Linked DNA regions of Homo sapiens: regions 1, 2, 3, 4 and 6 are each linked to region 5. The links are chromatin loops, found by intact Hi-C in ENCODE. Cell type or tissue: heart left ventricle. All regions are shown on one strand. Links, peaks and the distances in the headings refer to the core of each region. The heading gives the core; the rest is flanking DNA. Region 1 has its middle 2.6 kb from the start of CALCA. Region 2 has its middle 13 kb from the start of PSMA1. Region 3 has its middle 35 kb from the start of CYP2R1. Region 4 has its middle 16 kb from the start of CYP2R1. Region 5 holds the start of CALCB (calcitonin related polypeptide beta). Region 6 holds the start of PSMA1 (proteasome 20S subunit alpha 1).

Region 1 (4,882 bases), core at 5-4,004, 100 kb before region 5:
GCAGGACCGTCCCACTTGTATTTGCATTGAGGTCATTGATGGAAATGGTGGGGGATGGTGGGGGCACCAACAAGTAACGCCCTTAAAGTGAGCGGGAATTTGAGGGCAGTTTGACGTCATGGTGAATTTCACCTCTCAGTCCGGCCTGGTTTTGAACCCTCGCCCCACTCCACCCCTGGTTTCACGATTTGGCGGAAAGGGTCCAGGATTGTAGGGACTCTTCCAACTCTGATCCCAGACCCCTGCCCAAGTGAGATTTTAAAGGTTAATGCCCCTAAGGGTGGGTTCTGGGCCCAAGAAATCTGACTCCAGTAGCTGGTATTACCCACAGAGGGCCAGGGCTCGTGGGAAACAAGAGACGGAGCTGGGAGCAAGAACTTTGTTAGACAGGAGTTCAATTACAGTTGGCCCAATTCCTGGTTGTGTGATCATGGGCAAGTAACTTCACAGAGGCTCAGTGTACTCATCTTTGAAATGGGGACCACAATCTCATCTTGAAGGAATATTGTGAGAAACAGCCCAGCGCCTGGGCCTCAGATAGGCAGGGATCTACAAGAGTTTCCTGGTCCGCACAGGGGATTCTGTAAGATCTCCATGGATACTTTCCGAATCTCCATCTCCCCGGACTGTCCCGGGGTACTCTTCAGATCCATTACATGTGTGAGGAGGGGGCCGATGACCTGCTGGGCCTGAGGGGTGAGTTGCAAGGTACAGATGCGGAAGCCTCCATCCAGACCTCTGGACCTCCCCCTTCCTACCCTGCCATCCATCACCTGCCTGAGCCGTTTGCACAGCTGCCCCTTTGCTTCCGGCTGCTGTTTGCCAAGATGTCCCAGAGACATTCTATTCCGGCCCCGTACCCCCACCCCCGCACTTCAGTCCTCTACTAAAGAGCAGGCAGGTGTGACAGTGCTGTGTGGTCCCTGCCTAGATCAAGCTCACACTCGCTTCCGGTCACACTCATTTACACACACCCAAACCCATTACTGTCTCCCAACATGTGCCCACTCTGAATCACAGACACTAAAAAACAGATACTGGCCAGAAGAGTATCCTGAGGTGTTCACTCAAACGTGTCCCAAGCCTGCCTCCGAGTCTCTCGGGCGGTCGCATCCACACACTCGCACGACGATGACCTGCTTGCATCAAACCTGCACACATCACGAACAGGCGCCCTCCATCACACCCAATTACGCGTGACCTCAACAGCTCTCACATCCCGCAGAACCGGGTTTCAGTTCCACTGTGCCTGAGCGTTCAGCTCAGCAGAGGTAGGGACTAAGGCGCTTGCCGCCCACAGCGTCCAGAGTGGCAAGAAAGAAGCTTTTCAGCGTCTCCACCATCTCCCGGTGGAACGCGCAGCGCGCGATCTGCTGCAGCCGGTCCGGGCGCTGCCTGTGCGGTGAGCGCAGCAGCGGCATCCCGGGGCTGTGGGCGGAGGCAAGGACTCTAGCTTGAGGTTCTTTGAGGCAGAGCAGAAATTAGCCCCTAGGTGTGCCGTCCGTGGCGCGAGTCACGGAACTCCAGGTACCCCGGGGTCGTGTCCGCACCTTTGTCCTCAGTCCCCAGAAGCGTCGAAATTTCTTAGCACGACACCCCTGCCTCGCGCTACATCTCTTCCCCCTAGGGGGTTGGTGGCCTCCGTGCTCAAAGGAGGCAGCGGGAACGCCTAACTTCTAAGATGCCCTTAATTGATCTCCTCCTTCTTAACTACAGCGAGGGAATAACAACTCGGGGCTGGGGACTGGGTATCTAAGACTCGCTCTCCGCAGGGTCCGCCGGCAGGGCGGCCACAGGACCCGGGACTGGAACTGGCCCGGGAGGACACCGGCGCGTGTCAGGCGCAGAGCGTGAAACAGGCAAGCTGCGCGCAGAGCAGGGCTTGGATGGCGGATCTTGGGCACAATGAGCCCCGGATCCTGAAGGAAGATAACCCCTGCTGAGACCCTGTCCGGAGCCTTGGAGCTTTTCAGCAGTTTAGGCTCGGATCTCCGGCCTGGGTTTTCGGTGCAGAGCTGCTTGAAGAGTTGCGAAGGCCGCAGTGCGGGCACTGAGTGGGGCGTAGTGCTTGGGCCTCTGCCACTGGGGCTGTAGCAGAAGGGTATTTGCGCTCAGCTACCACATACTTCAGCGGAAATGATTTTTTTCCAAGACCAGAGGTTTCTAACATAAGAACCTCCTGAAACCGTTTGTAAGTGTGTGTGTCTGTGATGTGTGTTTTCCTAAAGAGAGAGTTCATAGCTTTCGCCCGTGCCACGGTGACCGCAAAATGAAAGCCAGTAGACGCAGATTTTGTGGCCATGTCACTTTGAGGGGTCGGAATTCTACTCCTGACTGTGGTGTGTGTCTTCAGCCTTCAGAATAGACACGTACTCCCCACTATCAAATCTTTGGCAGCTACAAATCAAAGGCTGGTGCCGTGGGGCGCTAACCAGAGTCTGCGTCCAGAGGGCGCTAGTGTAGCCCCGAGCAGTTTCAAGACTGACTGTAAAAGTCTGTCTCTTTAGGACAGGAGGGACGGTCATTAACTCACCTCTCAAGCACTCCTTGAGTTTGTAGGAATTGCCTGGCTCCTTGCTGGGGGCCGAAAGTTTTTTTCGTTTTTGTTTGAAAATCATTTTCTCCAGCAATTAGCACCATGCCAGGCACCCTAGTAGACGATCCGCCAAAGTTAAATGAATGAAAATTCATTCTGGCAAATTCACCAGTTTCACAAGGTAGCTTGCAGAAAATTCGGACCTAGTTAGAGCGGCATTTCGCTTTGCTTTCCGAAATCCACAAACTATTCAGCCAGACTCCTCCCATTTTATTTGTCACAGCAAGTCGGTTCCCAGGTAGAAGTTTTCAGGAATGAGGCAGGGAAGTAAGGATTTCGTCTAGGGTTCTCTCTAAAGACTGAGATCTTCTGGTGCAAAATGCGAAGTCATTCTCTGAGCCCATCCCGGATTTACTGAGCGAGCGAAGGAAGGGTAGAGCTTCCCGTGAGCGGATCACTTAGATTTCATCCCGCTATTCCTGGAACTTCTCTGAGTTTCAGTACTAAACAGAGCATGGTCTAACGGAAGTCGCCAAGGAAAATGCTGATTTTAAAAAAATAGTCGCTTGACTATTTGACCCTTGATTTTTACTGTCTTACTTCCTAACTTAAAAATCTGGAAACCAGGGTCAGTTTTGAAACAATCTGATTTTGGAAAAAAACATTTTTACAACACTCCAATAAAGTCTAACTGTAATGTTTGTTCCCATTCGTTTAGACCAGATTCCTGTACCCTTTGCTTAAGAAATAAAAATAAACATGAAGTCTGGTTGAAAATTCTTACGTGAATTTCCACGTGATTAAAAAAGTCACACCTGAAGGCTTGAGTTCAGAGCTCAAGTTAAATTTATTACTGCTCTACAATTCCTTTATAATATGGACTCAACCACAAAATCTCAGCAGTAGCAACAGCACCACCAGCAACAGTAATACAACAGCCCACAACACATACATTTTCTTCAGCCTGGTAGAAACGTGGAGCTATCAAATTAACTGGAAAAAATCCCAACTGAAAATCGATTGCACTGTTTAAAGAAGGGCAGAAATCAAAGCTTTCCATCATCGTGTTTACTGAAGAACATGCCAAGAGAAGTAGTTGCTTCTGAATCATTTTCCTAAGACACTTTTAGACTGCAGTAAAGCTGCTTCTGGGGAAGGGAGTACAGAAATGGCTGCCAAAGAGACAGCGAGATTCACAATAACCAAGATACAGAAACAGCCTAAGTGTCCATTGATGAATGAATTATTAAAGAAAATGTGGTGTGTGTTTATCACACACACACAATGGAATATTAGTCAGCAGTATTATTCAGAAGAAGGAAATATTGTCATTTGTGCCAACATGGCTGAACCTGGGGAATATTATGACACACAAAATAAGTGAGGCACAGAAAGACACGTAATACATGATCTCACTTATATGTAGAATCTCAAAAAACAAGTCGAACTCAGTAACAAAGGTTAGAATGGTGATTATTTGGGGCTGCGGTTGGGGGTAAAAGAGAAATACTAGTTAAAGGATACAACCTTTCAGTTATAAGATGAGTAAGTTCTGGAGACCTAATATACAGCCTGGTGACTATAGTTAACATATGCTTGAAATTTGCAAAGAGAGTAGATCTCAAGAGCTCTAAGCGCACACACACACACACACACACAGGAAACTATGTGAGGTAATGATATGTTAATTAACTTGATTGTTGCAATCATTTCACAAAGTATACATGTATCAAAATATCATATTGTATACCTTAAAAATAAAAACCTTTAATATGGAAATAAAAGTGAAAAAAAAAAAGAGTGAGAGACAGCTGAAATTCCCCAGTGGGAATTTTGCTGAAGACTTTAGAAGAGGGGCATCTGTATAAATACTGAAGAGGATATCAATGTTTTACTAATAACCTAGATATAGAATTATCTAAAAGATGTTGCATGTGCAGTAAGTATGAAAAGTCATATAAATCATATTAAATTGAAACAAAGAAAAGATATTATAAATATTATAACTACCATCAACTAAGTTCCATCCGTGTGCCAGGCACTGTGTGTATATTATCTTTCTTACTCTCAACAGTTTAATAAGATAGATATTTTTATCTTTGTTGTATATGCAAGGGAATAGTAAGAGTATTTGGCTTGAATTAATTATATTTTCCAGGCTCCTTTTGAGGACCTGAAACATAGCTTATCTCTCTGCCATGTCAGGTAAGAGGTCTGGTCCCCTGGATCCAGGCACTGACTCAGAGGAAGATATGGGCATGTCTGCCTGCTTCAGGGCTAATGTGATTTGTAGTGAGAGACTCAATCAGCAGGCATAAATCATTTACAATTCCTGTACCAATATTT
Region 2 (4,923 bases), core at 280-4,279, 540 kb before region 5:
ACTGAGACAGAAAGAGTCCCTTTTAAAATGCAACTACACATATAAAGCTTAATTGCACTTATTTGTTCATATGTTGTCCTCACATTAAATCAGGAGCCGCTGGAGGATAATGTTTCATATTTATCTTTGTACATATGTTTAATGTGTCACACTGACTCGATGCTCAATAAAATTTAGTTAAGAGTTAGTGGGCTGGATGCAGTGGCTCATGCCCGTAATCCCAGCACTTTGGGAGGCCAAGACGGGCAGATCATGAGGTCAGGAGTTCGAGACCAGCCTGACCAACATGGTGAAACCCTGTCGCTACTAAAAATACAAAAATTGGCCAGGTGCGGTGGTGCACGCCTGTAATCCTAGCTACTTAGGAGGCTGAGGCAGGAGAACTGCTTGAACCTGGGAGGTGGAGGTTGCAGTGAGCCGAGATCACTCCACTGCACTCTAGCTTGGGCGACAGGTCAAGACTCCGTCTCAAAAAAAAAAAAAAAAAAATTAGTGAATGAATAAAAGTTCTCTAGTAGTAGTAGCAATAATTTCAAATAATTTACATAGTACCAAAAGTTGAAGTCTAAAACTCTATGTTTCTAGTACTCTTCTAGTAGATAGTTTTATCTGGAAATATTTATAGGAAAATTGTGGAATTGCTTATACTTTGTCATTGTGCTAGATATTCTCTGATAACCCTATAGATATACTTCACCCTTTTTTTTCCTTTTTTCAACTTTTATTTTAGATTCAGAGGGTACATGTGCATGTTTATTACATGGGTAGATTGCGTGTTGTTGAACTTTGGTGTACAAATGATTTCATCATGCACATAGTGAGCATAGTACCCAATAGGCCCTTCTTCCACTCCCTCCACTCAAATCGACCCTGGGGTCTATTGTTCCCATCTTTGTGTCCATATGTACTCAATGTTCAGCTCGCATTTATAAGTGAGAACATGTGGTATTTGGTTTTCTGTTCCTGTGTTAGTTCACTTAGGATAATGGCCTCCAGCTCCATCCATGTTACTGCAAAGGACATGATTTTGTGTTTTCCTTTTGGTTTTAGAGATAGGGTCTCATTCTGTCTCCCAGGCTAGAGTGCAATGGCGCGAACTTAGCTCACCGTAGCCTCGACCTCCTGGGTTCAAGTGATCCCTCTACCTCAGCCTGAGTAGCTGGGATCACAGTTCTGTGCCACCACACCCACCTAATTTTTGTATTTTTTGTAGAGATGGGGCTTTGCCATGTTGCCCAAGCTGGTCTTGAACTCCTGAGCTCAAGTGATCCGCCTGTCTTCACCTCCCAAAGTGCTGGGATTACAGGAATGAGCCACCAAGCCCAGCCTCCTGTATTTTTTATGGCTGTATAGTATTCTATGGTACTTTAATCTTTTATAGATTGCATCAGTAAGATCCCTTCCTCTCTAGCTCCTGGTTGGGCTCAGCTAATGGAAGACACTAGTAGATCAGAAAGCAATAGGAAAGAGATATCAGATTATGTATTACCTTCTCCCGCTCCATGTTGGCCACAGGTTGGCAGTGGTACTGCATTACCACTTGCTGTTCCCCTGCCCACATTCTGATTATACTCTCTTCAGTTACCCCTTTGGAGAGTGCATCTGATTCTTGCTGAGACTCTGACTAATATAATACCATTTTAATTTTTTTCAGGGTACAGGAGTTATCCAATACTTTTTTCTGTGAAAAAAAAAAAATCCTCATCTTTTTTTGACATTAAGTTTGTATTATACTTCTGGAAATGTTAATATCAATAGGTCTAAAACAGCTGGAAAATAGAACCTAAGTTTATTATCTATGCCCTTCCCTATTTTCGACCTGTTCAAATATATAGGAAAAACAGCTTACAGCTGGTTTTATAATATACATTTTTTCTAATTAAAAAAGGGAGGCCAGGTGCGGTGGCTCACGCCTGTAATCCCAGCACTTTGGGAGGCCAAGGCGGGCAGATCTCCTGAGATCAGGAGTTCGAGATCAGCCTGGCCAAAATGGTGAAACCCCACCTCTACTAAAAATACAAAACTTAGCCCGGCGTAGTGGCACATGCCTGTAGTCCCAGCTACTCGGGAGGCTGAGGCAGAAGAATTGCTTGAACCTGGGAGGCAGAGGTTGCAGTGAGCCGAGATTGTGCCACTGCACTCCAGCCTGGGTGACAGAGCGAGACTCCGTCTCAAAAAAAAAAAAAAAGGGGGATATACATTGAAGATTTTTTTTCAATAAAGACAATATGATTGGCCAGGCTAGGTGGCTCATGCCTGTAATCCCAGCACTCTGGGAGGCCAAGGCGGGCAGACCACTTGAGGTCAGGAGTTGGAGACCACCTTGACCAACATGGCGAAACCCCAGCTTCTTGGGAGGCTGAGGCATAAGAATTGCTTGAACCAAGGAGGTGGAGGTTGCAGGTGAGCCGACATCTGCCACTGTACTCCAGCCTGGGTGACAGAGCAAGACTCTGTCTCAAAAAAAAAAATTTAAAAAAAATCTAAAAATAGCTGCTAAAAAAAGACAATATGATAAATTACTATATTGTACTAGGTAGTGAAACTTACTGTGTTTTTTCCCCTTCAATACTATCCATCTAGAGAAGGGAGAATATCCTGAGAATATATTTTCCAATATGTGTAACATGTATATACATCGTGTGTACATATGCATATTGTGTATATGATTCTTATTTCATAGAAATAAATACTGCATTTCTTTAGGTCCACTTGAATCTAAGCCTGAGCTCCCATCCTGCCATGCTGGTGAGAAATTCTACCTTAGTTATCATTGAGCATTTCCTCTCCATCCAGGGTTGTACAAAGTTTCTAGGGCTTGAATTATTATAGAAGTACCTGGAATTATCTCAAATTACTTGGTCATCTCTCCACATTGATTTGGTGCTGGGATTCCCTTTTGTGCCATCTTCACTTCAGACTGGTGACTCTCATATTTCTTTACCACTGTTGGTACTCAAGAATCTGGAATCAAGTAAGTGAATGTGGCAGCCCCTGCACCCAAGTACAGCTTCCTAAGGTACCCCATGTGGCTTTCCTCTTTGAGGTTTTGCCACTATCTGGGCTTTGTTACAGAACAAGATGGGAATCTTAGCTATTCACTCAAACTATAGGCTTCAGACTTCTAAGTTTTTTTCTTTTTTCTTTTCTTTTCTTTTTTTTTTTTAATAGAAACGGGGTCTCACTATGTTGCCCAGGCAGGTCTTGAACTCCTGGGCTCGAGCCATCTACCCAGCTCAGCCTCCCAAAGTGCTGGGATTACAGGCATGAGCCACTGAGCTTGGCCCAGACTTCTAACTTTTGAGGAATCCCTCTTTCACCTCCCTCTTCTCATTTCACAAGACAGAGCCTATGGTATTTCTGAGCAGTGTTTGCTTTTTGCCTTACAAAAATCTGAAGTCTAGATACTTGCTTGAATGGGAGAAAGGGGTAGTAGGATAGGAGAACACATAAAATTAATATCTCAAGGCTGGGCGCAGTGGCTCATGCCTGTAATCCCAGCACTTTGGGAGGCTGAGGAGGGTGGATCACCTGAGGTCAGGAGTTTGAGACCAGCCTGACCAAAATAGTGAAATCCCCATCTCTACTAAAAATACAAAATTAGCCGGGCATGGAGGTGCATGTCTGTAACCCCAGCTACTTGGGAAGCTGAGGCAGGAGAATCACTTGAACCCAGGAGGTGGAGGTTGCAGTGAGCCGAAATTGTGCCACTGCACTCCAGACTGGGCAACAAGAGCAAAACTCTGCCTCAAAAATACATACATACATACATACATAAATAAAATAAAATAAAAATTAATATCTCAAAATAAACTGCCACAAAAAATTTGTATCAAATTATATATGATTCTTTTTAAACCTGCTTTTCTATGTAAACATTAAACCACGAACATTTCTTCATGTCACATGCTTTAAATGTCTGTATAGCTATAAGGTATTACATCATATAAATGTTTCATAATTTATTTGACTAATATTTGATAGCCTTTAAACAGCTTGCTTTAAACTAGCCTTATCTGCACCCACTCCCACCTTTTTAAAATTTTAATTTTAATTTATTTGTTTATTTTTAGGACAGGCTTTTGCTCTGTTGCCCAGGCTGGAGTGCAGTGGTGTGATCAAAGTTCACTCCTGGGCTCAAGCAACTCTCCTGCCTCAGCCTCTAGAGTAGCTGGGTCTACAGGAGTGAGCCACTGTGCTGACCATTTTTTTTTTAATTACTGTGTTTTTTCCCTTTCAATACTATCCATCTGGAGAAGGGAGAATATCCTGAGAATATATTTTCCAATATGTGTAACATGTATATACATCGTGTGTACATATGCATATTTAAAAAAATTAAAAAAACAAACAAACCTGCTTATAGGAGGCCAGGTGCGGTGGCTCACGCCTGTAATCCCAGCACTTTGGGAGGCAGGCAGATCTCCTGAGATCAGGAATTCAAGACCAGCCTGGCCAACATGGCAAAACCCCGTCTCTACTAAAAATACAAAATTAGCGGGCATGGTGGCAGACGCCTGTAATCCCAGCTACTCGGGAGGCTGAGGCAGGAGAATTGCTTGAACCCAGGAGGCAGAGGTTGCAGTGGGCCGAGATTGCACCACTGCAATCCAGCTTGGGCGACAGAACGAGACTCCATCTCAGGAAAAACAAAAACAAAAAACAAACAAAAAAACCCCTGGTATTTTAGAAGCTTTTTATTTTTAACTGGTTATTCAGAAGCTAAGGTTTTTTTTTTTTCTGGCAACAGCTAACACTTGGAATAGAGCAATCTGGAATTAATAGACATAATTGGGAAGAATAACAATTTAGAGTTATATCTAAACTGTATAATATAATTTTCCTCCCTCAGTGTGTGACTAAAAGAGAGGCCTGTACAAAAGCCATGGCACACTTGAGTTGTTTAGAAATATTTTTTTCCAG
Region 3 (4,923 bases), core at 446-4,445, 150 kb before region 5:
TTTCCATTCCTGTATCCAGGCTGAAGAAACAATGACCATTTGGGGCATACTCTTCTCATGGCAGAGGGAGGAAGCTCCAAGAGGTCCGAAAAGAACCAAGCACATTTAAAACCTTTCTGACATGACATATGTTATATCCACTCACATTCCCTTGACCAAAGCAAGTTGTATGGCCACGCTCAATGTTAACCATGAGCATGACCATATGCTACTCCAAGAAAAAGACATTGAAAAGTCACATAGTGAAGGGCTTAGATATATAAATCTATTACAGGGTAGAAGTAAATAATTGATAATAATAATCCAATGTAATAACCTCTGGTACATACACTGGGCACTCACTAGGTGCCAGACTGTTAAGATACATAGTATCATTTAATCTCCACAGCAAGTATATGGGACAGATACTATTAGTATTTGTTGTATGAATGAGTGATTGCCTATTGTATACCTACTGGGCTATGTTCTGTGGCTACTGTATAAAACAGTTCTGATATTCAGTTGGCTGGATATTAGTCAGGTTACCTGGAGGGTTCTGTTAGGCATGAAGAGGAAGCTGAAATTATTTCCTAAACTCACATTAGCAATGATGCACATCTGAACCCAGGGCAACTGATGAACAGGAGAGTCTCGACTTACATAGAAAGAGAACTTCTAGTGTAGATGCCTTTTCTCCCTTCCCCTCCCAGTCATCACCTGTGGGCATCACTCTTTAGGGTTACTTCCTATATGGTACAATTGGATACATTGTCTTCCCCTTTTCCCAACATACAAGCTCAGTGGAAGATTCACAGGTTAACATACTGAATGTTTGCTAGTTAGGATTTTGCTCCTCTGCCATTTTCATACCTACATTACAGAAGCACCAGTGAACAATAATTACAAACCAGAAAACACATAATAAACAATCAGAAGATGGTACATTTGATGTCTGGAGGTTCTTATGATGGGATTACTAACACAAGGAAAAGCCTAATTAGGGGAAAATCTGGGACAAGGGTGATTTCCAGTCACTGTTCAAACAGTTCTTCCTCACACTCATTCCCAAGACCATTTTGATGTTGTAAGCCTGGAGCCTCAAATCTTGAGTCTTTTGCCAACTCATTATTCTTTAAAGGGATGGGCGAGAAAGCCTGTTTTTCTGTTTAATAAATAATATACTCTAACAATTAATACAAGATGTCAGGGCGCATAACTTTATTTCATCCAACATTTACTGAATATCTACTATATGCCAGGCAATGAGCTAGGTACAAGTGACAATCCTGCCATCAGGGTGACATACAGACCAGTGTGGAGAGAGACACATATGTACGGATTTAACCTTAATGAAGAGTGCTCCATTTGAGATGTGAACAAGTGATATGAGACAGAAGAGTGAATAATTATTTCTTTTTTTGAGGACAGGAGCAGAAAGAGTGGATGCCATTTTATCTGAGCCCTGAAATCTAAGACAGAAGAGGTAGAAGAACATTGTAGGAAGAGGTTCAACATGTAAAATGGCACAATAGAATTAAAACATGACTTTTCTCTTCCAGAGTCCTGGGGCTGTCTAAGGAACTATGGTGAGATAGAGTGTTATGGGTTGAATTTTGTCCCCCTCAAAAAGGTATGTTGAAGTCTTAAACTCAGAATGTGACTATTTGGAACTAGGGTCTTTATAGAGGTAATTAAGTTAAACTGAGGTCATAAGGGTGAGCCCTTGTCTAGTATGATCAGTGTTGTATAAAAAGGGGAAATTTGGTCACAGATAGACATGCATAGAGGGAAAATGATGTGAAGAAACACAGGAATGATGCCGTGTGGAGACTAAGGATTGGAGTGATGCATCTGTAAACCAAGGGATGCCAAAGATGCTGGCAAACAAGCAGAATCTAGAAAGAGACAAGGAAGGGTTCCCTTACAGGTGTCAGAGCGAGCATGGTCCAGCAACACTTTGGTCTCTGACTTCTAGCCTACAGAACTGTGACACAATACATTTCCATTGTCTCAAGCCACACAGTTTGTGGTACTTTGTTACAGAAGACCTAGAAACTGATACAGGGAATTAAGAAGGAGCTGTTAGGATTCTGGACTGCCCATTCCTATTTCAAACATGGTGTCTGTCATTTTATGCTTCTCTTAAGTGTTTGCTTGAGAAGCAGTGTTTCGTTGGTAAACATGAAAACAACAGGTAGCGAGTTTTGAGAGTGTGTCATTTGGACACTTTCAGTTGATTTAAGTTGCAAATAACCAAAAACCTAAGTCTACTGGCTTAAATAACAAGGTTTATGGTTCACATAATGACAAAAGGCTAGAAGTGATGTGAAATTCCTGTGCAATTAATAGAGGGTTTGATCAAGGCTCTAACTCCATTTCTTTGCAGTTTTCTGTAGAGTTCTCATGTGTTGGTTTCTTCCTCCGGTTGGCTCTTGTTATGGTAGCAAAACAGATGTGATATCTTCAAGCTTCACACAGCGCTCTACTCAAAGTAGGGATGAATAGATGAATAGCTTTGACTTGGTATTCCCAGCCAAGGCCTTGAGGTTCTCACTGATTGGGCCACTCCTGAACCAATCTCTGCATGCATTGATGAACTGAGGCCTGTGTTATGAACCAAATGTGGCAGGAGGGAAGGATTTGCCCTGATTGGCTTACCCACTTTTTCCATTAGCCTTATTTACATAACAAAACATTTAAAAAATTTAGTGGCTGAAAACCACAACAATTTGTTTTCTCATGATTCTGTGGGTCAGGAATTTGGGTAGGGCTCAGCTGGGATGTCTCATTCTCTACCATGTGGTGTTGCCTGGGCTCACTCATGCACTTAGGGTAACTTGGCAAGTCAGCAAAGGGCTGGCTGGTCCTGGGTAAGGACAGCCACATGTCTGCTGGTTGAGGGGGTAGTTTGGTTCTCTTCTCTGTGTTCTTTCCAGTAAGCCAGCTTGGGCTAATTCACTTGAACATGTCATTCTATGAGAGTGAGAACAGCTGTAAGGCCTCTTGACATGTAAACTTGGGACTTGTGTGACATGATTTCTGTCACATTATATATTGGTCAAAGCAAGTCCCTACATATTTTTAAAAAAATAATTTCAAGTTTTATTTTAGATTCAGGGGGTACATGTGCAGGTTTGTTACATGGGGATATTGCATGATGCTGAGGTTTGGGGTATGACTGATCCCGTCACTGAGGTAGTGAGCATAGTACCCAATAGTTAGGTTTTCAACCTTGTGCCCCTCTCTCCCTCTCCCTTTCAGTAGTTCCTAGTGTGTATTGTTGCCATATTTATGTTGACGGGTACCCAGTGTTTAGCTCCCACTTATAAGTGAAGACATGTGGTATTTAGTTTTCTGTTCCTGCATTAATTTCCTTAAGATATTGGCCTCCAGCTGCATCCATGTTGCTGCAAAGGACATTATTTCATTCTTTTTTATGGCTGCATAGTATTCATGGTGTATGTGCACCACATTTTCTTTATTCAATCCACTGTTGATAGGCACCTCGGTTGATTCCATGTCTTTGCTGTTGTGAGTAGTGCTGTGATTAATATACAAGCACATGTGACTTTTTGGTAGGATGATTTATTTATTTATTTATTTTTGGATATATACTCAGTAAGGGGATTGCTGGGTCAAATGGTAGTTCTGTTTTAGGATTTTTAAGAAATCTCCAAACTGCTTTCCACAGTGGCTGAAGTAATTTACATGCCCAACAATGGTGAATAAGCATTCCTTTTTCTCCACAACCTCACCAGTATCTGTTGTTTTTTGTTTTTCTTTAGTAATAGCCATTCTGAGTGGTGTGAAATGGTATCTTACTGTGGTTTTGATTTGCATTTTTCTGATGATTAGTGATGTTGAAACATTTTTTCATATATTGGTTGCTTGTATGTCTTCTTTTGAGAAGTGCCTGTTCATGTTTTTTGCCCACTTTTAAATGGGGTTATTTGCTTTTTGCTTGTTGAATTGGTTAAGTTTTTTATAGGTTCTGTATATATGTCCTTTGTTGGATACATAGTTTGCAAATATTTTCTCCTATTCTGTAGGTTGCCTGCTTACTCTGTTGATAGTTTCTTTTGCTGTGCAGAAGCTCTTTAGTTTAATTAGTTCCCATTTATCAATTTTTGTTTTTGTTGCCATTGCTTCTGAAGCAAGTCCCCACATCTTGATGTAAATAGTTATAAAAATTTGTGATCATTTAAAATCTATCAGACCCACCCTTACAACTGGGGGAGGGGTAACCAATTTCACCCAAACCACATGCTTCTAAGCAGAATGAACATCATGGAGAAAGCTGGATAGAGGCTGGAGAAGAGGCTGAAATCATGTTGTGGCAACTATACATTAATAAAACTGGCAAAAATGAAAAGAAATTAGCATGTAGGGGGATTTGTATGACATGCTTTGTATGACATGCTAAGCATACTTCATCATCTAGGCTCATGATTCTTCATAGTTGATGAATATGATGCATTCCCATTAGTAAACATGATTCAAAAGTTATTTACCATGGCTGTGATTCTCATCATGAAGAGTCGGGGTGAGAAATATTTCCTATAGGGACTGCATCAGACCCTCCATCTATTTGTGGGGAGGGTCATGGACTTACCTTAATTGTTACTCACAGTTCTAGGTGATGGGGAGTCACTGATGCCTTGATCCTGAGTGCAAGGCAGATTTTCTGCTTTTAGATCCAGTCTGAAGTTGCTCCTATAACAGTTCTGGGTTAAATTCACATAAACCTGCCTTCATTTCCCCCAGTGTGCACATATGCTGCTAGTTTGGGACTCTCCTGTTTCTAGCAGTACACTGTCTCCGTAAGCAACATTTCTTCCTGAAGTCCAAGTCCTTGGGGATCAGTCTACTTCTGAGTACTCACACACCATTCTCATTGCCATGGCTTTATCCTGCTCTCTAGCCTTGACAAGAGCAGCCCCCATC
Region 4 (4,923 bases), core at 599-4,598, 170 kb before region 5:
GCGCGTTGGGGTGCAGCCGGCCGGTCGTAGGCTGCGGTGAAAGGTGGCTTGTTATTCTGGGCACCGCAAAGGGTTTCACTTCCCCTGGGTGAGCCTTCTGGGGGTGCTGTCTTGGGCAGAGCGCCAGCCCCAGTGGTACCACTGCTGGGGAGCCCGCTGGGGTCCGAGTCCGCCCACTGTGGGGATGTTGTCTGCTCTTGCCGTTAGCCCCGCACGTTCTCTGCATTTCCCCTGGTCTCTCCCCTTTGATCTGGAGGCGCTGTTTCAACGGCTGTCAGTCTCTAGAAGGGTAAATTCGGTTCCGGTCATTCTTCCAGTGGGCCCTTATCCCTAATCCTCCCTCTCCTCTCGCCTGCTCCCTCGGAGGCGAGCTCCCTGTTTGGGGCCGTCACGGCGCCGCGGCGTACTCTGCGCGCGCGCGGAGAGGCCCACTTCGGTGGCAACCTGAGCTGGGTCCAACACTACGGTGTGTGCCCCTTGGGGAACAGTCCCTAAATCAGCGCAGGGCAGCAGGCGATCCCAAGGAGATGGGTTTGTCCAGGGGTTTGGCCTTCTAGAGAGGCATGAGGCACCCGCATCTACGTTCAGGTGAAGCTACGGAGCTCAGTCCCTACAGACAGCCGGAGCCTTGGGCTGTGTACCTGTCATTAAATGTTCCTGGGACTAGGAACGTGCAGAGCAAGTGTGTATGTGTGTGTGTGTGTGTGTGTGTGTGTGTGTGTGTGTCTGGGCTATTGAAATAACGACCTTGCCCCGGGAAAGATAACCCCAGCTGTCTAAGTGCCTAAGGAGGGAGACAGTGAGCCTGCCTTCTTCAGCCATATTGGGCAGAAAGCCTTCATGGTAGACTAGACCCACAGGATGGGACTAAGTGCCTTCAACCCCAAGCGGAACCCGGCACCCTCAGGCCTGGACATCTCTCTCTGCTCTGTGAAGCTTCCAAACCGTTTACATTCATGAATGCCTTCAAACTTGAAGGTACCCCACTGGGGCAATGAGGCCTAGATAGTGTCCAGTTACTTGCCTGAGGTTACACAGGAACAGAGGCAGCACAGGAAACCTGGCCTCTAGCCACTCTGCCACACCAACCTCTTGGGGAAGGGCCCCAAAAGACACGAGGAACCCTAGGAGACACTCTAGAGAGCCCCCTGAACAAACGCAGAGCTGTGTGGAGCCTGGAGTTTTAAATTCCTATGAAGAACAAAGCCAAGGCAGACTACAGGAGGGGCAACTGAATCCCCCACCCCCAGCTCCACATGTTGTTCTAGGCCCTGGGGAAGGGTGCGTGGAGAGATATTTCATGAGGAGGTGTGAAGGGATGGAAAGACTTGGAAAGGGGACCTGAAGCCTGAGGAGACTTGGGGACTCCTAGTTAGGAAGTGCCTTTGGAAAAGCTATGGAAAATGGGCGGAGCCCGAGACATCCTCTAAAGAGTCCGGGATAGATGGGAAGAAGGATCTAGGCTGGTGGGCATGGTAGGGAAGAAAGCAGGTATTTAGGGCAGAAGCTCTGTGCAGTAATGAGTACCATGCTTTCGCCTTTAGATCCAGGTGTGAACATACCGAAAACTTAGCTGTAGCTGGCCTGGCCCCACTCACTAGAAGGTGAGAGAAACCCCTAATATACCAGGTTACCTTAAACGACTGAAAAAAGCTGTGACAGTGACCCCAGCTGGGGATTAACTGACTTGCCTAAAGGCGGCATCATTTTACTTGTTACATAGAGCAAACAAAGGCTCCCAGAAGTTCTCCCGCTTGCTGGCTCTCAGTCTTGGTCCTGTGCCAGGCAGGCAGCCTCCAGGCAGCGCCATTCAGGTGAGACAGCTTGGAACCAGGGGCTCCTCTGCTCCCACTGCCCCTGGGACCAGGCAGCTCTGTGCCTCTGAAACCATGCATGGCTCCCGGTGAAGCAGTGCCCACAGGTGGACCCTGACCTCATGCCCTGTCCCCTGGGAGTCGCAGTGGCCACATCCTCAGGGGAAGAAGCAGATACCAGGGAGCCTGGCTGTTTATCCTGGGGAGGGGCAGGCAGGGACTCACAGCCTGCATTGAGTTTGCTTCCCCTCCACAGGTCTCCCGTGGAGAGCAGCCCAGACCCGGCCACACTCAGTGAGGAGGAAGTGCGCCTCCTGCTGGCTGCACTGGTGCAGGACTATGTGCAGATGAAGGCCAGTGAGCTGGAGCAGGAGCAGGAGACAGAGCTCCAGGTGAGGCTCCCCAAGCGCCCAGAACAGGGCCTCCTTTCCCCGCAGCATACCAAGAAGGCGGATCCCAAGAGGTAGGAGAGAGCACACTGGCAAGGGGTCCAGCAAGCTGATTTGTTCAGGAGGACTTGGAGCCCAGCCTTTCTCAGGCTCCAGGGGAGACAGAGGTCCCAGTGCAGCTGGAAGGACTGTGGTTAGACACAATAAAAAGCTCCGTTTTTGAAAGCTGTTAGGAAGTGAAATGCGAAGATGTGGAATCGCTCACTGTGAGAATTGCTCTTGCAACAATAGCTCTCATTAGATGGGATAATTGTGAAATACATGTACTTTGTTTAGTGCTGACTATGAGCTGGTTACAGTTGTAAATAGTTGACTGATGATTTTGATCCTCACAACAATCTGTGAGGAAACTAAAACAAGTACGGTTAAGTAATTTGTTAAAAGTCATAAACTAGTAAATGGTAAAGCTGAGCTTTAAAATCCGGGTAGTTTGGCTCCACACTCCATTTTCTTAACTAGTATTTCTACTGCTTCTAGTTAGTGAGTGTGTGAAGACCTAGCATGGGGGCTGGAATACAGTAGGTGCCCTAATGTGTTAGGAGGTTTTAGACTTGCTGTTTCTTACACTTTCTCCTTCCGTTTCAGTCAGTTCGATTTCTGATGGCTGGTTCTCCCCATTCCTTCCCTTTCTAAGGTGGAGAGTAGATCTCAGGTAGAGCAGCTGATCACCAGCAGATGGCAACAAAGACTGTCCAGATAAGAGCTAAGAGCTCTTTACAATGTGATGAATTAGTAGTTCATTTGTAAAAAAGAAAACTGAAATAGAACTCATGGAAATGTTTCTCATTTCTGAATAACCAAATACACAGGAAACTAAGTAAAATCCTTAGGCTTAATTGATGTTGAAATGCCCTGAGAACATTTGTTGACATCCAGAGTGATATTGAAAAGAACTGATTGAGGATAGTGAACATCTTCATTGTGTTTGTAAACTCAGGAGGAATGCTCATTCAATATGATGTTAACAGTGGGATTTTTCATAAGTATCTTTGTTCAGAATAAGAACATTCTTTTCATTCTAGTTTTCTGAGAGTTTGTATCAAGAAGGTTCTTAAGTTTTATCAAATGTCTTTTTAAAATCTATGTAGATGATCATATGGTGTTTCTCTTTTATTCTGTTAATGTGGTGAATACATTGAGTTTTGGAGGTAAAACCAATATTATATTCCTAAAATAAACACCATTTGGTCATGATCATCATTCTTTTCCACATTGATGATTTTTGATTTACTTTTCTTGTTTGTTTAGGATTACTACATCTATATTTATGACATATATTTGCTTGTATTTTGCCTTCCTGGTGATGTCCTTATAACTTTTTGTGGGATTCTACTAGTTTCATTAAATGAATTCGGAAATGTTGCTTCTTTCTTTTTTCTCTGAAAAATTTCTGTTTGATTAATTATATTTCTTCCTTCTTGGAGCTTCCTTTGTGAGAGAGATTTAAGTTATATATTTAAGTCTTTATCAGATACAGAACTATTCAGATTTTCCATTTCCTCTTGTGCAAATTTTGGTAGCTTGTCTTATATAAGAAACTTGTATATTTTATCAAAATTGTCAAAATTATTGGCACAAAATATTCATAATATTCACTTATTTTCTTTTAATGTCTTTAGGATCGCTAGTGGTATAACACTTTTTATTCTGGATACTGGTAATATGTATTTTCTCTCTTTTTATCTTGCTCAGTTTTGCTAGGGGATTGTGAATTGTATTAATCTTCTCAAAGAACCAGCTTTTGGCTTTGTTGATTTTCTCTCTGCTATTTCATTAATTTCTACTGTTATTATTTTATTTTTCTCCTTTTTTAGATTTAATTTATGTCCTTTTCTTCTATCTTCTTTGGATGGAGGCTGAGGTAACTGATTCCCAACGTTTTGTTTTTTCAAATATATGTATTTAAAGCTATAATAACTTTTTAAAATAATGGTTTTTAACTGCAGCCCACAAATTTTGATGTCATATTTTAATTTCAATATTTCAATTGAAAAATATTTAAATTAAAAATGTTTTTTATTTTCTTTATGACTGCTTCTTTGATACATGGGTTATTTAGGTATATACTGCTAAATTTCCAAATATTTTTCTGTTATTGATTACAAATTTATTTTCACAACGGTTAGATAAATACTCTCAATGATTCCAGTTCTTGGAAATTTATTGAGAATTGCTTTATGATTAGCATATGATCTATTTTGGTAAATGTTCCACTTATCCTTCAAAGATTGCATATTTTGGAGGTGTTGAATGTAACATTGTATATAGGTTGATTGGGTCAAGATGCTTAATTGTGTTGTTAAAATCTCATTGACACTGTTTTTTTTTTTTTTTTTGAGACGGAGTTTCACTCTTGTTGCCCAGGCTGGAGTGCAATGGCGTGATCTTGGCTCACCACAACCTCTACCTCCTGGGTTCAAGTGATTCTCCTGCCTCAGCTTCCCAAATAGCTTGGATTACAGGCATGAGCCACCACGCCTGGCTAATTTTTGTATTTTTAGTAGAGATGGGGTTTCTCCATGTTGGTCAGGCTGGTCTCAAACTCTCGACCTCAGGTGATCCACTTGCCTTGGCCTCCCAAAGTGCTGGGATTACAGACTTGAGCCACCATGCCCAGCCATACCATGTATTTTTTTTTAACTGCTTTTTCTATCAGCTAC
Region 5 (4,923 bases), core at 531-4,530:
GCCCAGGTTGCCAGGGCTCGAGGGGTCGGAGGATATCCAGGGAAGCACCCCAGGTGGTCCAAAAAGATCAAATTTTGAGGACCCCTCCCTCCCCTTTTCCCTCCCCCCCCCTCCTTCCCTGCCGTGGGCTCTTTCAGCTGTGGTCCCTTTAGAACCCAGGACTACTACTGCTCAACCTCGCTGGGGGTTCGGGTGGCTGGATTCGGGTCCCTCACTGGCGTGACAGGAGGGAGTGCGAGGCAGGAATTTAGGAGCCAAGGAGGTGAGAGCAGCTCTGGCCCCTCACTGTAGGTGACGCCAAACTCTCCTCGACTTGCCCCGACTCTTAGTTGAAAAATCTCTGTCCTCTCCCAGGCTCTCCAGCTTCCCAAGCAATGACCTCAATGAAAAAAATGACAGCGGGGCGGACTGCCCCCGCTCCAGAGTACCAGTGCCGGCAGTGCGAGCTATGACGCAATCGGAGCTCGGTCGGTCCTTTGATTGGCTAGTCCTGGCCACTTTGGATTGGCCGCGCGGGCTGGTGGGGACCCCCCCCCTCCAGCTATCTCTGTAATAAGAGCGGGGTCTCCGCGGGGAAGGCGCCCACAGCAGGTGTGGTGTTCATCCCGGGTCGACCGGCCGCTCGCGCTGCCCTGAAACTCTAGTCGCCAGGTGAGGAACTTCCCATTCCCCATTCCGCTCACTCGAATAACCTGCTTCTTCGACTAGTTCATCCAGTTTGCTCCATCTGCCTGTCTGCCTCTCCGCCGCCATCTGGTCCTACCTTACAGCGGTGGTCCTAGCTCTCTTCCAGGCCCCGTAGAAGGCGAGCGGTTAGGGTTGTCCTGGCAGTTTCTCCTACCAGTGCGAGAGGAGCCCAAGCATCCCCATGGCTCAGCGTGGGCGCTGGAAGCGCAGCGAGCGGAGGTAGGCGGGTCTGCAGCCCTGGCGTTGGGGCCTGGCTGAGCGCAGGATTCTGCAGAGTTGGGTCCGGGAGCGCCCTGCGCCGTCTTTGTCCTTCGGGAGCATGTTTCGTTCCCGGGAGGTCGGAACCCTGAGCTTTCCTCTGAGGCGCCTCCCTGGTGAGCCTTCCCGGGATTCCGGTCCGGATCTAAGGCAGTGTTGTTAGCGGACTAGAACCCTGGGCGCTCACCTCGCGGAGCTGCTGCTCAGCATCTGCTGCTAAAACGCGCTCCGGCAGAGGGCTGGCTTTGCGGGCGAGTCCTGAGACACCCGTAACTGGCACGTTAAAAATTTTTCCCAGTTCCAAGACTGAGAAATGAGCGCTCCTTTCCAATCCACCCTTCCCACCTTCCCCTCGCATGCGTTGGCGCGAAGCCCAGCAGAGGAGAAGGCGAGAAGGGGAGAGCAGGTCTACAGCAAGGTGCGTCCACGCCTGGTTTAGGCATAAATCAGGGCAGAAGTGTCTGTTTGTGTGCACGGGCGCGTGTGGCTTCTCCCTGGCCTTCAACAAAACAGAACCAAAATTCATCCTTTCTCTCCACCCTTCCCCTAGGACACCTTTTTCCGCTCTATCAAGCCATTCACTCACTGCAATGTGTCTCTTGAGATTCACAGCAGCCCTTCCTGCAAATGAAGGGAACAGAGGCTCAGGCAGCTGAAGTAACGTGCCTAAGGTCACATGGCAGTTGTGGCAGAGGCAGGACTGGAACCTAGATCTGTGCTGGTGCAGTAGTAACGTCATCCTTCCTTTACAGAGAGGCGGCATGGGTTTCCGGAAGTTCTCCCCCTTCCTGGCTCTCAGTATCTTGGTCCTGTACCAGGCGGGCAGCCTCCAGGCGGCGCCATTCAGGTGAGACAGCCTGGAGCCAGAGGCGCCTTCTGCTCCCACTGCCCCTAGGACCAGACAGCTCTGTGCCTCTGAAGTCACGCGTGGCTCCTGGTGAATCAGTGCCCACAGGTGGACCCTGGCCTCATGCCCGTCCCCTGGGAGTCGCGGTGGCCACATCCCCAGGGGAAGAAGCAGAGACCAGGAAGCCTGGCTGCCTATCCTGGGGAGGGTCAGTCAGGGGCTCACAGCCTGCAAGGAGTTTGCTTCCCTTCCACAGGTCTGCCCTGGAGAGCAGCCCAGACCCGGCCACACTCAGTAAAGAGGACGCGCGCCTCCTGCTGGCTGCACTGGTGCAGGACTATGTGCAGATGAAGGCCAGTGAGCTGAAGCAGGAGCAGGAGACACAGGGCTCCAGGTGAGGTTCCCCAAGCGCCCAGCACAGGGACTCCTCTCCCCGCAGCATACACAGGAAGGTGGATCCCAAGAGGCAGGAGAGAACACACTGGCAAGGGGTCCAGCAAGCTGATTTGTCCAGCAGGCTCCCTTTCTCAAGTTCCAAGGGAGACAGAGGTCCCAGTGCACCTGGAGGGACTGTGTGTGGTTAGACACAATAAAAAGCTCCGTTTCTGAAAGCTGTTAGAACATAGATGTAGAAGCTTTTTCTAGACATAGAAAAAACTCAATTTGTGAAAACTGATAGAAAATGAAATGGGGAGGTGTGGAATCGTTCACTGTGGAAATTGCTCTTGCAGTACTGGGAGATCTCCTAGCATTGGATGAGTTAAGACTGGTAAGGGTGAAGTCAGGAATAGACCCAATATCTCAGAAAGTTTTAGAAATTTCACATGTGCATGCCATTCTTTCATACCTGCAAGAAGCCTTCATTTCACATTTGCAAGGTGAAGATGAAGCCCTTGCAGGGGGTGGGGACAGAGCAGTGTCTGAGGTAGGTTTGAGCCTTTAGATGTGCAAGCTCTGTGGAGATGTGCATGTTGTCATGAGGCCAGGGAGAGCACCGTTTCCCAGACCCACATCCTTGTGCATGTTGAGCCTGAGCAGAGACCAACCCCTGGCCTGCTCCCAGCACTGCTGGGCAGAGGCATGTGTCACACCTACATTCACCCCGAGAACCTCTCTGTTGAGCATGAAGGGCTGAACATCATGGGAATACCAGAAAAGATCATCCTTCCTCATTCAGCCCTTCTCTACACTGCCCTGGCCCACTGACCCTCTCACCTCTCCTAATGGAGTGTGTGTGAGCTGCCCTCCTGCCTGCCCCACCTGCTCCCACTCGACATGTCCCCTGCCTGGTCCAACCTTCTGAGTGACTGCCCATGGGGACAGTCCCTAGTGCATGGTACTGTCTGGCATGTCCTTCCCTTGCAGCTTGAGCAGTCCTAGATTTAAGTAGCGTATAGTAATCTGAGTACCTGCTTGCAGGGCACATACTTGCAGTACCTGAAAAACTTTCATATGTTCCCTGGCATCAACTTCGGGCCTGAAATTCCTGGCAAGAATAGGGACATAGTCAACAGCTTGCAGAGGGACCACTACCCGACTCCAGGGTCCCCCAGATGGCAGCTGAACTTCTCTCAACTCTCCTGATTCCCCTTCTTGCTCCACTTTATGAACCTGATGCATGTGGATTCCTCTCTGATTTGTCTTCATGCTGGTATTGGTATTTTTGCTTATGACAGAGAATGTTTTGAAGACCTCAGGATGGAAGGGAAGACAGCAGGACTTACTGAACACATTAGAGATAAAAGAAAATAAGGGAAGCTTCTTGAGACTGTAGAGGGTGTTATGACAGAGGCATCCAATTTCTGCTTCTAAATGTACTACGATAAAATAAGCACGTCCTTAATGCCTTGGCATTAGATGAATCAATCTATTTTTCTAAAAGGAACTGAGCTGCGGTGCTCATTGCTCTGGTCCACATCCAGACTTGAGGGTGTCCAGTGCCTATGCTCAGAAGTAGCCTTAGCTTCAGGGTAGCTGGGTATGGGGCTTGGTGGGTCATCACTATGACCCAGCTCAAGCAGCAAGAACAGTGTGTGAAGGAGCTGGTAAGTACTTCTGGGAGAGGATGCTGCAAACCCTGTTCTCTGAGCTTCTTCTGAAGACTTTAGGGAATTTCATTTTCCTGTGGTAATGGGTAGTGTTGGTGCTTGTGGCTGGGGTATGGTCTCTGTATACTCCTCGTGTATCTTGGGGTGGGTCTGGGCCTCGTTGCCCACTTCCTCCTTGAATGGTAAGTGCAGGGTTTCAGCCTGTGCCCCGTGGCTTGGAATTGTTTTTTCTTCTTTCTTTTCATGATGGTCTTTGGGCAGAGCTCCTGGTGAAGACTGCCAGGCCATTTCCCCTAACAGCTTTGATAATTGCATTTTCGAGAAACACTTACTGTTAGGTGGTGTGTCGAAGTGTTGCAGTTCTCTTCATGAAGGCTCCTCCCCCAGCTTTTCACTCACAGGTCTTCTCTTCTTTCTCTATCTTGCAAATCAGCTCCGCTGCCCAGAAGAGAGCCTGCAACACTGCCACCTGTGTGACTCATCGGCTGGCAGGCTTGCTGAGCAGATCAGGGGGCATGGTGAAGAGCAACTTCGTGCCCACCAATGTGGGTTCCAAAGCCTTTGGCAGGCGCCGCAGGGACCTTCAAGCCTGAGCAGATGAATGACTCCAGGAAGAAGGTAACTACCCTAATGCTATGGGATAAGAGGGGGAAGGGACTTGGAGTTAAAACCTACATTTTGAAAACCTCTGCTCTGGTAGGTTCTTTAGGTTCCTTCTGTCCAGTTACATTGTTCCTCCTGAGGCAGTGAGTTCTTTCTAGAACCTAGCATGATGTCAGAATGACATCAGAGATGTAGTGTCATTTTTCTGATAAGGGAAATGGAAAGAAAATAAAAAGCTTGCTGGATTCAGAAAGGGAGAGGTCTGCAAACCTTAACCAGGGCCAGTCTTCATTCATTAGGCTGGTTTCAGAAAGGGCTCAACCCTTGACTACAGATTCAGGTGGATAAGCTGTAATCATAACCTACTACCAAGATTAATAGATGCAGTTGAATTATTTTAGTCTTCATTTGCCTTACAAGCCTGCTTACCTCTCATAACCATAATTCATAAATGCTGTTTAAAGAAACACTTCTGTAAAT
Region 6 (4,923 bases), core at 445-4,444, 550 kb before region 5:
TGAGCCACTGCACCCGGCTGAAAGCTTCTTTTAAAATAAATTTTCTTGTGTATATTTAACGTATGCAACATGATGTTATAAGATACACATATATAGTAGGGTCACTATCGCAGAATGAACACATCCGTTGTCTCACATAGTTACCCATTTTCCTCTGCTGTGGCAAGGGCTATAAACTACTCATTTAACAAAAATCTTGAATACAAAACACTACCTGCATTATTAACTGTAGTCTTCATGTTGTACATTAGATCTTTCCACTTGCTCAACCTACATATTTGCTACTTTGTATCTCCTCTTTTTTCCTCCCCACTGCCACCCCCTACCCTGGTAACCACTGTTTTACTCTCTCTATATATATATTTGCCCTTTTAAACAAAAGATTCCACATATAAGTGAGAGCATGAAACATTTTTCTTTCTGTTTCTGGCTTATTTCACTTAACATAATGTCCTCTAGGTCCATCAGGAAACCTATTTTAATTATAAATGCAACTTCCAAGAACGTCTAAAATAATTATATTCCATTTTCCCCAAGCCTACGCTCTCACAAGTTTCTAAATATATTGCAGCCACAAAAAGCCACTTCACAGAAAAGGTTTAAAAACATTATTTTACCTGGGGGCTCCAAACAGTGACATCATTGTCATACTGATTTCGAAACTAAAAGTAAAAGAAAAAAATACCTGTTAATAGAAGAACATTTCAAATCCCAACTCTTAACATTCATTAAGAAATATGCTTGTATTTCCATTCAATGTTAAGGCACTCTGTTCATGCAGTCTTACTGGAAGATTACTACTGTACTCAGATGTAAGCCAATTCTACATTTACCATAAACTCGTGGGAGAGGGAGAAGCAGATCTAAATGGGTCCTATTTTTCCAAACTCTTATTCTAACACCCTCCATATCAACCCCTTTAGGCTCAATTACTAAAGTTCACAATCAACTTTCTTGCCTATTTTTGCTTATGCTGCTCCCTTTTATTGGGCCCTAATAAATGGTTAAAAGTCTTCCTTTTCTTTAAGGTAGCTTAAATGTCGATTTCTTGAAGTCTTCTCCTTTTCTTCCCAAATCCCCCTAACATATACTCCCACAGCTCTTTATCTAAACGTCCCTTTCTGTTTTTATGATTAGGGACATGTATGACTTATTTTTTAATGTTCACTGTAGTTATGCCTGTACAAGTGCTGTCTGTATATTCACATTGAATGAACAAAAATGTCCTCACAAAGTTAGAGGTGGACACAAATAGCTGCAGCGATAGAACCATTACGGCTATTACGACTATTATAATAATAGTCATGGGAGTGAGATTGAGTGCTAGAATGGCAGACAGAACTGGAAACCCAGAACCCTATATTGTAACCCTGATTCCATCACTTCCCCTCTCAGCCTCGGCTTACTCATCCGCAACTAGGTGACTGGACAAAATGATTGAAAAGGGCCTCTTCTAATCGAAGTCTAGGCGAGAGATAAATAGACGGACCCACCAGGAAAACGGACGCTGTCCAGGAACACAAACCTGGGGGTCAAGTCCGCACTGGTGGTACAGGTAGGCCTCCAAGTCAAGTCTCTGTCTTCTCCTCTCCCATACACAGCACTAGGAGCTATTCTGGACCGCTCAGAATCTACTCCACTGAAGGAACCTGAGGGGCGAACTCATCTAGCTGACCGAGGAGGAAGTGTCGGAGGCTCCCCGGGAAGCGAAAGCGGTGGAAAGGCCGCACTGGCTACCGATAACCCCTAGCCCGGCCAGGCCGGAGATGCTGAATCACTGCCGGAGCCCGGCCGTCTGCCGAGGCTCTCATACCTCGTGGCACCGGGCGACGCTAAGGATGACAGGAGAGGTGGCTCGTCATCCCCCAGTCACCAGAGCTCTGCCCTAAACCTTCCAGAGATCGGGATTCAACGTACCATGGTGGCGGCGCGGGCCTGGTTGCGGCCTCCAGCAAAACTGAGAATCAAGGAGGTGCTGCCGAAAGTATCGCTCAGCGATCTACAGAGAAGTCTGCGGGAGTTTGACGGCGGCGGCGCAGGGTAGCGCAGTCTATTCCAGAGATATCGATAGGCTTGCAACACTTCCCCCTCCTTAAAACTTTCCGACCGCTCGGCGGCGGGCGGAGCCTCGGAAGATCTAGGAACTGAGACTGGCGGGAAAACCTGGCTGGGAGTGCCGGCGGCTGAGAGCTGCGGGGCAGCCCCTGTCACGTAGCCCTTCTAGGTTCCTGTGTATGGCGGATTCCCTCCAGTTTCTCCCGCTGGCGGGCTGCATCTAAAGTCGTCCGAGTCAACAGCCGTGACTCTGGGTGATACTAGCTCTCATTAACCGTCCACAGATTTGGGGTGTTATGTGACTGAAAGGAACGAGGCTGCAGGAAAGCCACAAGATAACGATCCGTTTCTGTGTGTCAGCTGTATTCTTCCTCGAGTATCTTGTTTGTGTACATGCTTTTATTTGCATTAAGGTTGGTGCAAAAGTAACTGCGGTTTTTGCCATTTGGCAAAATACTTTGGAATGCTCTTCCTTATTCCCTGGAGATGTTATCTTTCAAGGGTCTGTTGTCGTTAACCCCTCATTGTTATTATGATTGATTTCTTCCACCAGACTTTGAACTCCATGAGGGCGCTAATGTCTTTCTATGCCCCCAAAACCAAGCATGGTACCTGACAGATTAGGCCACTGAGAAAAAATGGACACTTTCTTTCGATTTATCTATTTCGTCTTTTGAGAGCATCTTTCCATAACGAAATAGTCTGACATCCACCGGCTATTTATATTCTTTGTAAAAAAGAGACTGGGTGTGGTGGCTCACGCCTGTAATCCCAGCGCTATTGGAGGCCGAGGGCGGAGGATCGCTTGAACCCAGGAGTTTGAGATCACTATATTATTTTAATACAGTGGGACCTCGTCGCTACAATAATAATAAGAATAAGAATAAGAATAAGAATAATAAAAAAAAAAGGCTGGGCATGTTGGCATGGGCCTGTGGTCCCAGCCACTCGGGAAGCTGATGTGGGAGGATCTCTTGAGCCAGGGAGATCGAGGTTGCAGTGAGCCATGGTCGCGCCGTTGCACTCCAGCCCGCCTGGGCAATAGAGATTCTGTTTCAAAAAAAAAAAAAGCCGGGCGCGGTGGCTCACGCTTGTAATCCCAACACTTTGGAAGGCAGAGGCGGGTGGATCACGAGGTCAGGAGATCGGACCATCCTGGCCAACATGGTAAAACCCCGTCTCTACTAAAAATACAAAAATTAGCCGGGCGTGGTGGCGTGCCTCAGGAGGCTGAGGCAGGAGAATCGCTTGAACCCGGGAGGCGGAGGTTGCAGTGAGCTGAGATCGTGCCACTGCACTCCAGCCTGGGCGACAGAGTGCGACTCCATCTCAAAAAAAAAAAAACAAAAAACAAAGTACTAAATTGTTCTCCAGAAATGTTTTACCAACATATACTCTCAACAGTAGTATATGAGGTTACCTTCTCTAATTCATCAACACTGGTTATTGTCGTATTTCTGAAAAACACTGTTGATTTGGTGGACTAAATTAACAGATTAAATTAATAGATTGTTCTCTTTCGTTTCTCCAGGACCTAGCACAATGCGTAGCACATATTAAGTGTTTATAAATAGTGCTAACTGATTAAATAAATGCTCATTTAAAAATTGTCATATACTACATAAACATTTTGAAAATTCTTTCCATATATATCTCTCTAGTCACATGCCTCACACAGATGTGTAATAAATATACAATTTTTAAAAATAAGATGATACTGTTTTTATTAATACACTTAAAAAGTTATAGCTATCATATGTCCATAAGTAATGGTCTATATTATTTTCAATAGTCGCATAGTATTTTATTGTATGGAAATATAATAATTTGCTTAATTATTAGTGTGCAATTCAATTGTTTCCAAGTTATTGGTATCATAAAAATACTATAATGAATATTCTTGTACATACACACCTATTGTGTGCATAATTACCTTACCTGATGAAGAATTCATAGAAGTAGAATTGTGGGGTCAAAGGGAACTTACATTTACAGTTATGATAAATATGGCTGAGTTGCAAAAAAAGTTATATCCATTTAATATTCTACGCTGCCTGAGAGTCAGTTTTCTCTGTATTCTTACCAACACTGGATATTATAAGTACTTTTTACTTTTATCAATTTGATAGGCCAAAAAAGAAAACCTGTTTCTTTAATTTTTAATTTTATTTATAGTTTTTTATTACTAGTAAAAAAATCTTTTGTTGTATTTCTTGGCTGTTTATGTTACTTTAGTGGATTGCCACTTCATTCCTTTCCTCATATTATTGTGTTAATCATTTTCTTACTGACTTGTAGGAGCTTCCTGTAATTAGGGATGGTAACCTCTTATTACTGTGTCACTTTTATAGAAAGGGCCTTTTGGATACAAATAAAAGAAACCCACTGAATCTAGTTTAAATAAAAGTTGAAGCACACATTGTAAATATGCAACAGGGAATCACATAAATATCCAAACATAATTTTTTGACTTTTTAAAAATTTACTGAGATATTCCTAGTACCTGAAACAAAGCCTGGCATATAGTAGGCACTCACTAAACATTTGTTGAATGAATGAGTGATAGATCTATCACTCCAAACCTGTCCTTCTGATAATTATTTCCTAAGCAAATATCTGGGGCTTTGCGATACATCCTTTATTCACAGCAATTGTCTGTACTCTTCAGAATGGCTGTTATCAAAGCTCTACTTGTAGACCAAAAGAAGGGGCATTTGGTTGACCTTTTTGTTAAGAATGAAAGTCCCAAGGGCTTATTAAAGGTTTATATGATTTTCAGCTCCTCTTTGTGTGTTTTGGGGATTTGGCTCAAGATACATCGTTAAAAACAACAACAACAACAACTTTTTTTTTAGAGACAGAGTCTAG

The links. A loop is a pair of places that touch in the nucleus more often than their neighbours do. Peaks named below come from ENCODE experiments on the same cell type or tissue, not always from the same donor. Only the 100,000 strongest peaks of a DNase experiment are listed, where the experiment ranks them.
Region 1: a loop joins it to region 5, with 9 times the contacts of the local background. A loop is called at or near these places in 42 of 110 quality-filtered maps.
Region 2: it touches region 5 in a loop (9-fold over the local background); 25 of 110 quality-filtered maps call a loop at or near these places.
Region 3: a loop joins it to region 5, with 2.8 times the contacts of the local background. A loop is called at or near these places in 12 of 110 quality-filtered maps.
Region 4: a loop joins it to region 5, with 14 times the contacts of the local background. A loop is called at or near these places in 81 of 110 quality-filtered maps.
Region 6: it touches region 5 in a loop (5-fold over the local background); 25 of 110 quality-filtered maps call a loop at or near these places.

Annotation. Positions count from the first base shown.
Region 1 is chr11:14,972,492-14,977,373 of GRCh38, forward strand. No RefSeq gene overlaps it. Among named protein-coding and RNA genes, the nearest start is that of CALCA, 2.6 kb to the left of the region's middle. RefSeq lists a silencer at 1,292-1,341 and an enhancer at 2,304-2,833. In heart left ventricle, for the core only: a CTCF peak has its summit at 2,450; DNase peaks (open chromatin) are centred at 1,920 and 2,440; H3K4me3 peaks cover 1,844 bases; H3K27me3 peaks cover 4,000 bases.
Region 2 is chr11:14,530,432-14,535,354 of GRCh38, forward strand. It overlaps a transcript of PSMA1 not described here. Among named protein-coding and RNA genes, the nearest start is that of PSMA1, 13 kb to the left of the region's middle. In heart left ventricle, for the core only: no CTCF peak of the experiment used is centred there; no DNase peak of the experiment used is centred there.
Region 3 is chr11:14,924,607-14,929,529 of GRCh38, forward strand. No RefSeq gene overlaps it. Among named protein-coding and RNA genes, the nearest start is that of CYP2R1, 35 kb to the left of the region's middle. In heart left ventricle, for the core only: no CTCF peak of the experiment used is centred there; no DNase peak of the experiment used is centred there.
Region 4 is chr11:14,905,789-14,910,711 of GRCh38, forward strand. It overlaps the pseudogene CALCP. Among named protein-coding and RNA genes, the nearest start is that of CYP2R1, 16 kb to the left of the region's middle. RefSeq lists enhancers at 1-40, 221-330, 1,973-2,472. In heart left ventricle, for the core only: CTCF peaks have their summits at 2,131 (motif pointing left) and 2,936 (motif pointing right); a DNase peak (open chromatin) is centred at 2,123.
Region 5 is chr11:15,073,013-15,077,935 of GRCh38, forward strand. CALCB (calcitonin related polypeptide beta) reads left to right here and starts at 581. Exons shown (of 5, transcript NM_000728.4): 1 at 581-651; 2 at 1,698-1,792; 3 at 2,049-2,186; 4 at 4,274-4,458. The coding sequence starts at 1,707. The coding sequence ends at 4,433. RefSeq lists an enhancer at 1,483-1,984 and a silencer at 2,027-2,076. In heart left ventricle, for the core only: a CTCF peak has its summit at 2,109 (motif pointing left); DNase peaks (open chromatin) are centred at 929 and 2,099; H3K4me3 peaks cover 1,383 bases; H3K27me3 peaks cover 2,667 bases.
Region 6 is chr11:14,518,380-14,523,302 of GRCh38, forward strand. PSMA1 (proteasome 20S subunit alpha 1) reads right to left here and starts at 2,007. Exons shown (of 10, transcript NM_002786.4): 1 at 1,918-2,007; 2 at 618-662. The coding sequence starts at 1,920. RefSeq lists enhancers at 1,800-2,414, 1,949-2,138. In heart left ventricle, for the core only: a CTCF peak has its summit at 2,069; DNase peaks (open chromatin) are centred at 1,732, 2,082 and 3,069; H3K4me3 peaks cover 2,405 bases; H3K27ac peaks cover 1,447 bases.